Linked DNA regions of Homo sapiens: region 1 is linked to region 2. A link is a contact called in ENCODE Hi-C or POLR2A ChIA-PET data. All regions are on one chromosome and are shown on one strand. Each heading gives the region's core, a stretch centred on a gene start or an enhancer-like site at or near the end of the contact. The rest is flanking DNA. Distances are from core to core; before and after follow the strand shown. Region 1 overlaps AIG1 (androgen induced 1). Region 2 overlaps AIG1 (androgen induced 1).

Region 1 (3,884 bases), core at 1,204-3,703, 64 kb before region 2:
TGGGTGTCCAATCTTTTGGCTTCTCTGGGCCACATTGGAAGAAGAAGAATTGCCTTGGGTCACACATAAACTATACTAAACACTAACGATAGCTGATGAACTAAAAAAAAAAAAAAAAAAAAAGACAAAAACTCAATGTTTTAAGAAAGTTTATAAATTTGTGTTGGGTAGCATTCAAAGCTGTCCTGGGCTGCATGTCGGCTGCGGGCCACAGGTTGGACAAGCTTGCTTTAGGGCACTAGGTTCTTCATAAAAATAAGATCCTTGGTGGCCTGCCTTGACATCCCAGAGTTCCCTGAGAGAGGATGGGAATTAGCTACCCCTTGCTAACTCCATTCATTTTTAATGGCCACCTAAGTAGATTCTACACAATTTTCACAAAATTATGCTAATTCTGAGGCCTACCTATTTTAAATTCAATAAAAATTAACTGTCTATATTTTCACTTCCAAAAACACACACTGAGATGAAAGTCTGGTAAAAATATTTGCAGCAGCTAACAGAATTATTTGGGGAATTATGTAATGCAAAGAAAAAGATCTCTTGAATTAAAAAGTTAAGAAGAGGACGGGTGTGGTGGCTCAGGTCTGTAATCCCAGCACTTTGGGAGGCCAAGGCGGGTGGATCACGAGGTCAAGAGATCAAGACCATCCTGGCCAACACGGTGAAACCCCATCTCTACTAAAAAAAAAAATACAAAAATTAGCTGGGCACGGTGGGGCACGCCTGTAGTCGCAGCTACTTGGAGGCTGACGCAGGACAATTGCTTGAACCCTGGAGGCAGAAGTTGCAGTGAGCCGAGATCATCCCACTGCACTCCAGCCTGGTGACAGAGTGAGACTCCATCTCAAAAAAAAAAAAATATATATATATAGTTAAGAAGAATGGAATGTGTAACTGCCATTTTAAGGCAAGCCTGAACAGATGTGACTCTTGTCATTATACCTGAGCACTTTTGTAAGACAAACAAGTGGATAAATGTTGAAACAGAAGTCAGAGAACAATGATGACTGGTTTTCTCTATCATCATTACACAAGATTCACCGGCAATTACAAATGATCTCTTTGCAAATGAGCAGCTTTCTCTTAAAGAGATCTGGAGCAATTTTTTTTGTTTTTTAAATTTGCTAAAACCTATTCCCTTAGTCACAGATGTGCTATTTAAAAAAAGTATATGTGTTATTGACTATAAAACAATTATAAAAACAAATATGCCAAAAGAGAGAGTAGAGCCATCTTACATTAAAATATATACAAATTCGCCTCTAAAATTGAAACAGAAACAAGGGAAAAGCAAGACAAAGTTGCCCCATACAGTTTGGAGTTTGGGGACAGGCAGTCAATGAGACAAACTGTGTTTTCCAATACCTGAGTTGTAAGCAGGTTCTGACTTTTACTTTATGATATGTAAAATTCGCTTCTTGGAGCTACAGGGTTTTTTTTCTAATTATTAAATAAGCTGCCTCTTTTAGGCAAATAAAGCTAATAACATCAACATGAAGATGCAGGAAAAAGTCATTTGTAGTTTTAGAATCTTTACTGTCAATAATAGTAAAGACTTCAATCTCCTAGTTCTTAAACGAAGCAAAATAAATAAGAATACCTGCCTTATGTTTTACGAAGTTTTGCTTACTTAAAGATAAAGCAATGGCAGTATTTAATTATTGAAGGCAAAAATGACTTTCAGTCAGTCATTTATTCATTGTTCAACAAGCATTTTCTGAATTCCTCTCATGTGTGAATTATCTGAGGCAAAGAGGCTTGAACTGCCTCCCATTCCCCTTCCTTGTGGGATGTCTAAGACATGAACCTGATCAACTACAATATAAAAAAGAGAGGGATATGAATAAAACATTGTTAAGATAATTTAGGGTGGGGGAGAGCTTCTCACTGGGCAGACAAGGGAAGCCTTTCTGGAAGAGGCCACACTTCAGCAGAAAGGACAGTGGATTTGAACAGGCAGAGACAGGAGGGAAGACTCCAGCAGTCAGGGAAGGCAAGGCTGTTGGGAAATGGTAGAGTTTGCCAAGAACCTGGTATAGACAAAGGACAGTGCTTGGAATTAAGTCGGAGGAAAGCTACTGGACTCCAAGCAGGAAGACTTTTAAATACCATGCTGTAGAGTTTTAACTTTATTAAGCGGGCAATGGGCACTCATTAAGGGGTCTTGAGGCAGAGAATGGTTTAAGAGATGTGGTTTCAGAAGATTAATCTGGCAAACGTACATGGAATCTATTAGACGGGAAAAATGGAAGGCAAGGAACCTGGTTGGGAGAACATTACAATGGTCTTAATGTCAGGGACTGAGGACAGCTGTAGGGGTAGGAGGGATGGAAACCACAGGCAGATTCAGAAAATACTGAAGACAAACATTGTTATAACAGGAAGGAAGGGAAAGGGAACATGTATTTATTGAGGACCTACTACATTACTCATAGCACTAAACACGTAGAATGAACACACATCCTGTTTTGCTTGGTGCAGCTTAAGATTTTGTCTTTTTTGGAGGGTCATGGAATAATTATTAACAATAGCCACATTCACTGTCAATATGCTCTGGTTTGGATAATACATTACACAACCAAATTTTAATATACTTTTCTTCTCTTATTTCTCCAAACAATTCTCTGTTTACAAATGAAGAAGCTGAAGATCTGAGAAGTGAGTTGCCTAATGGCACTTGACCAAGAGGTGGCCAACCTGGATTTGAATCCAGACCCACATAGTTCCAAACCCCAGAACCTCCTACTATTCCTGGTTTCCTGCCCTCAACTTAATGGCAGGTCATGGGTGGGAAATGCCCATTAAAGGAAATAGGGATGTTGGGAAGAGGAAAGGGAGGGTAAAAGATGAGGAGTTCCGGTTTGGATGTGTGGTCTTAAGGCGCTGGAAAGACATTGAAGCAGTTGGTGACATTGGCTACAACTCAGGAGCGAAATCACCCTCTAGTTACAGATTTGTGTGCCTTCCAAATCAACAGATGCAGGAGTTGAAACCCTGGGACCGGATGACATCACCAAGCACGAGACTGCAGGACAAAGGTCACAGCTCAGATTCCTGCAGTGGCCAGGCACGTAACACAGAAGAGGCAGGGCAGGCAGGAGACGTTCGGGAGGAGGAGGAGGTCTTATGAGGGCTATCATAATTTCCCCTAAAAATTATTTGCAATTTTAAAATCAACACTACAGCCCTTATGATGGTAGTCTATTTCTTAATTAAAGCTGGTGACTAGACTGATTTCCAGTAATTTAATTTAAAATAAATCACAATTTATTTATAAAAAATAGTTATTCTGTTAAAAAGAAGGCTCATTGATAGAACAGAACATTATAAATTGTAGTTATTCAATTTTTGTCCACCTTTTCATCATAGAGGAACTTCAAGTGAGAGTCTGTTTAAAAAAATGCAATTAAATTTTTATCAAAATTACTAGCTACATTCAAGTACATTAAACCAAATTGCAGTGCATTTTCACTGTCTTAAAAACAGACAAATATAATTCAGACCCTGTTGCCGTAAGCATGAAGTGGGGCTGGGGAGGGAGATGGGAAGAGAGGGACAAAGACTTAGAGGGGACAGCATTTCAAAAAGCAACACCTCCAAATTTCAAATTATTTACATTTGAAAAAAAATTAATTCATTAACAAAAACTTGAGTTACTAGTCTTGTCCTTTTTTCAAACTTCCAATTGCAAGGTAATAAACACCTGTAGCCTTCACAGGCCTAAACCAATGGTTTGCAAACTTTCCTCAGTACCAGGAAACAAGGAAACAAACTTTCCTTGTTTACCTGGAGGACTCGTTACAGCACAGATTGGGAGGCCACATTTTGGAACGTTCTGATTTTGTAGGTCTGGGATGGATTGTGAGAATCTGCATCTCTAA
Region 2 (4,232 bases), core at 991-3,490:
TTGTGGACCTCCTCCCCCAGTCTGACCCCGAAGGTAGACTGTGCGATAAATGTGTGTTTGCCTTAACCTGAGGGGTGGTAAAGGCACATGTGTTTCTGGAGGGTGAGGACCAAAGGTTTACATTTGGTCTGGGTGTCCAAACACAGGCACCAAGCCACTTCAGTCTTGGATGGAGCCACTGATGCAAATCTCTTCACCTTTGCCATATAACATAACCTAATCAAGAGAGTGACAACCCATCATATTCACAGGTCTCTCTCATACTCTACAGAAGGGGATTGTACACACTGGTGCAGCAGGGGATGGAATCTTGGCATCATGTTGGAATTCTGCTTATCATAGGCTCCCACTGTGTTCTTCCTTTCCAAATTGTTATGACTGCTTTAAGTCCTTTGCATTTCCATTTAAATGTTAGAATCTCCAATTATTAATTTACACAAATATCCTGCTAGAATTCTCATGGTGACTGTTTGGGGAGAGCTAACATTTTAACAATATTGAATTTTCCAATCCATGAAGATCATTTGTATCCCCTAACTTGGGTCTTCTTTAATTTCTCTCAGCAATGTTTGTGGTTTTCAATGCACAGATACTGCACATATTTTGCTGAACCTGTCCATAAATATTTCATGTTTTGTGATGCTACTGTGGAGAGTATTACATTTTTTACATTCTTTTTTGTTAGTTTATAAGAATGAACTGATTTTTGAATATTGACAATGTAGCTTATACCTTTGCTAAATTCATGTAGTAGTTCTAGTAGCTATTTTAGAAATAGTTTTGCATTTTATACTTACACGATCTGCAAATAAAGACAGTGTTTTTCCCTTACAATTTTATGCATTTTACTTCTTTTTTTTTATTGCACTGCCTGTGATCTGCAGCAATATGTTGAATAGAAGTGATGGAGAGTGAGCATCCTTGCCTTCATCTCTATCTTAGGGAAAGTGGTCAGTCTTTCCACACTTAAGTCTGATATTAGCTGCAGGCTTCTTTTAGTTGTCTTTTATCAAGTTGAGAAAAATCTCTTCTATTCTTACTTTATTTGGGAGTTATATACATACACAAAGAATAAGTGCTGAATTTTTCCATTTTTTCAGATGGTTTTGTTTCATACTTGAGACAATCATACAGTTTTCCCTCTTTATTCTGTTAATATGGTGAATTATATCAGTTGATTTTGAAAGTCAAACCAACCTTACATTCCTGGTCATCATATATGATAATTTATATATATATATATATGTACACACACACACACATATATATACACACATATATATATAATATATGTTTTTACTGGATTCAATCTGCTGATACTTTGCAAAGAATTTTCTTTTCATCTCTATTCATGAAGTATACTGATTTCTGATCTATAATTTTCTTTTCTCATAATGTCTTCACCTAATTCTGGTAACAGTATAAATTCTGGAATCAAAAGGTGAGTTGGGAAGTGTTTCCTCTCTATTTTCTGAAGGGTTTTGTGCAAGATTAGTGTAATTTATTCCTTATGCAATTGATATACTTCCCTAGTAAAGCCATCTGGACTTGCAATTTTTCTGGTGGGCAGATTTGTGAATTCATTTTCTTTAATAAATATAGGGCTATTTGGGCTTCCTACTTTGCTTGAGTTGATTTTGGTCATTATTGTCTTTTGAGGAATTTCTATATTTCATCTATGTTTTTGAATTTATAAAATTGTTCTTACTATTCCATCATGGAAACTGGCAAATGCTATGAATCAGTTATTTTTCCCTAGAGAGCCCATTGTTAAATATTTACTAACATATCACTGTTAGGAGTCACTATCTGTTAACCACAAGTGATCATTCATAGCATCCACAACACATGAGACTCAGTGTGAAGCTTTGGTCAATACTTTGATCCCTACCTTATATTGAGGGAATTATATGGGTTATTAAAAGTGAAGTGACTTTCAAGAAAGTGTTAGTTACCTTTCTAAGTGTAATACTAGAAGGTCAGGAGGCCCAGCTAACTGAGTAATCAGTCTTCTAAATAATTCTTTAGATATAAACACAGCACAGATGGTAGCTTCTTGGCTTCCTGCACTGATATCCTCCTGATAGTATAGCCATCAGCAAACCCAAAATAAATTTGAACTCTCCTACCAGGGCATGGATATGGAACAAAAATAGTTTCTCTTGGACAGGCTAAGCGATACTGAAACCTTCCACTGTTGTGAAGAAGCACCTTCTCTGGCCAGGAGCAATGGCCAGCTATTCCTCATCCTACACCTGCTGCTTCTTGGCTGCCAGGAACAGAATACTGTACTTAAACTGAGAGTGGAAGGAGCACAGTCACTTTCCAGTCCTTTAAGCTTTGAGATAAAATACTTGAGTGACAGCTAGTCACTGATGTCTCATTTGAACCCCCAGAACTACTAGGAAATTAATGCCAAAAGAAAACTGGATTTACAGTTTGCCTCTTTTTGAAAGGAGTCTCTCACATGGAGTCTGACAGAAGCTGAAACTTCAGCTTTAGTCCACTTCTAAGAAGAAGCTTTATTGATTAATGGGAAATTCTTTGGAATTGAGTAAGACCAATTAGAATGCAAAGAATGTTGGAGAGAAATTCGCCATGAAGAAGGCTAAAAAGAAGAGTCACTTATCTATAGATTGGTCTATAAAGGCTGGATAGCATCATCTCAAACATTCACTGTTGAGGGAGGGAAGGACAGAGGGAAGAGGGGAGGAAATGGATACATCCTTAAAGTCTGCAGCTTCAACTGGATAAAATCCTATATATATTCTGATAAGTCAGTACTCAGACTCTACCAAATACTGATAGGAAAAGATTTAAATTCTGTTTGGGGCTCTATTACCTTGCTTCCAGATTTCTTTTTCATAACTTACTTTCCAGTCAATTCTTTCTGTTGCAGAAGGGTAATCTTTAGAAATATTTCCATTGTGATTTCTCTTTGCAAACAGAGAAAGTATGGGTGTGAGAATAAGCTGGGTGTTGTGCATGCTATCTGGCTTCGTCTCTGATGGCCCCCATGCAAAGAGTGAATGTCTCCTTCAGCACAGCCCTTGCCTTCCTACTTTCCAGATCTATGGAATCCTGAGTGTCCAAGTCCTTTCCTTCTGACTAATTTTCCTCAACCATATCCTCAAATTCAGAAACGCATAGTGAAGCTTAGGGCTCTCTAAAATGCCACAGTCTCCTTTGTTCCAGAGGACAATCAGTTTCTAGGATTCATTCCTAAAAGCATGACATGGAATTCCTCTCCTTAGAATGTAAGTCTGTGAGTAATGTTAATTTTTTATGCTATGAATTCTGCCCAAATTATCTTAAAACCAGAATCTCCACATAGAAAATTGCCAAAGCACTTGTTGATGTTATGCTCTTTTTTTCGTGGGTTTTAACTATCATCATTTTGGTACATTTATAATTTATCCATATTTGCCTAGATTTCTGTTCTTCATTATCTCTACTGACTGAGGAAGTAATGATAGAATACAAACCCAGCTCCTACAAATGCCTACATGATTTGGTTCCTTCCTTTCTCTCCAACCTCGGCCTGTGCCATGTTCTGTCTTGCTCCTTCAAGTCCAACCAGTAATTTGTTTGTTCCTGAAAATTATTAAGCTCTTTCCTGATTCAGGGCCATAGCATTTTCTACTCTGTGCCAGGAATGCTCTTCCCCTCCTTTCACATGGCTGGATTCTCTGTTCTTTCACATCTAGCTTAAATAGCACCTCCACATGGAAGCCACCACTAGACCCTCCAGGGCTCTGTTGTCTATTTTAGAACCTGGCAGAAAACAGGCTCTTGCTATTGTTGCTGCTGCTCAGTTCTTCTTTGTTCTGTGGCTCTTCTATGAGAAAGTGAAGTATCAGAGAACAGGAATTGGTTTGCCCTGTTCATTACTGGTTCCCCACTGCCTGGCATATAGCATGGATGTGATAAAAATTTGCTGAATAAATGAATAAAGTCTATTGCTGTTCCTTGTACATGCCAGACTCCACATCTCCCACAGGAGCAAGTACCTTTTTACTCCTTTTCTTCCTATCGACCTAAAATTCCTCCTGTATGTTCCCTGTGGATTTTTGTCCTTCTGTGTGTAAGGAAGAAATCTCCTTCTTTCCAGGCTACTCTTATGGCCCAGCCCTTCTCAGATCATCTATGAGATAGCTCGTCCCTCACCTGCTTAAGTCTTCTATCATCCTATAATAATCCTCTGGACTTCAAGATCAAGTGCAAGACTGAAA

What was found. A loop is a pair of places that touch in the nucleus more often than their neighbours do. ChIA-PET counts read pairs that join two places held with the same protein, here RNA polymerase II (POLR2A). Pooled maps may share reads with other maps.
Region 1: a loop to region 2 is called in a map of heart right ventricle, with 7 times the contacts of the local background. The contact joins two enhancer-like sites. A Hi-C loop is called at or near these places in 2 of 168 maps with a recorded cell type or tissue (heart right ventricle and psoas muscle) and 2 of 50 pooled maps. POLR2A ChIA-PET finds 5 or more read pairs at or near these places in 4 of 52 experiments (CD4-positive, alpha-beta T cell, OCI-LY7, Panc1 and 1 more).

Annotation. Positions count from the first base shown.
Region 1 is chr6:143,223,225-143,227,108 of GRCh38, reverse strand. The region is part of intron 3 of AIG1 (androgen induced 1); the gene reads right to left. Among named protein-coding and RNA genes, the nearest start is that of AIG1, 160 kb to the right of the region's middle. Within about 2 kb of position 2,453, at least 7 of the 41 ENCODE cell types and tissues checked have a DNase peak (open chromatin) inside an H3K27ac peak, as active enhancers do.
Region 2 is chr6:143,158,584-143,162,815 of GRCh38, reverse strand. The region is part of intron 2 of AIG1 (androgen induced 1); the gene reads right to left. The region is part of intron 1 of LOC124901416 (a long non-coding RNA gene); the gene reads left to right. Among named protein-coding and RNA genes, the nearest start is that of AIG1, 100 kb to the right of the region's middle. Within about 2 kb of position 2,240, at least 2 of the 41 ENCODE cell types and tissues checked have a DNase peak (open chromatin) inside an H3K27ac peak, as active enhancers do.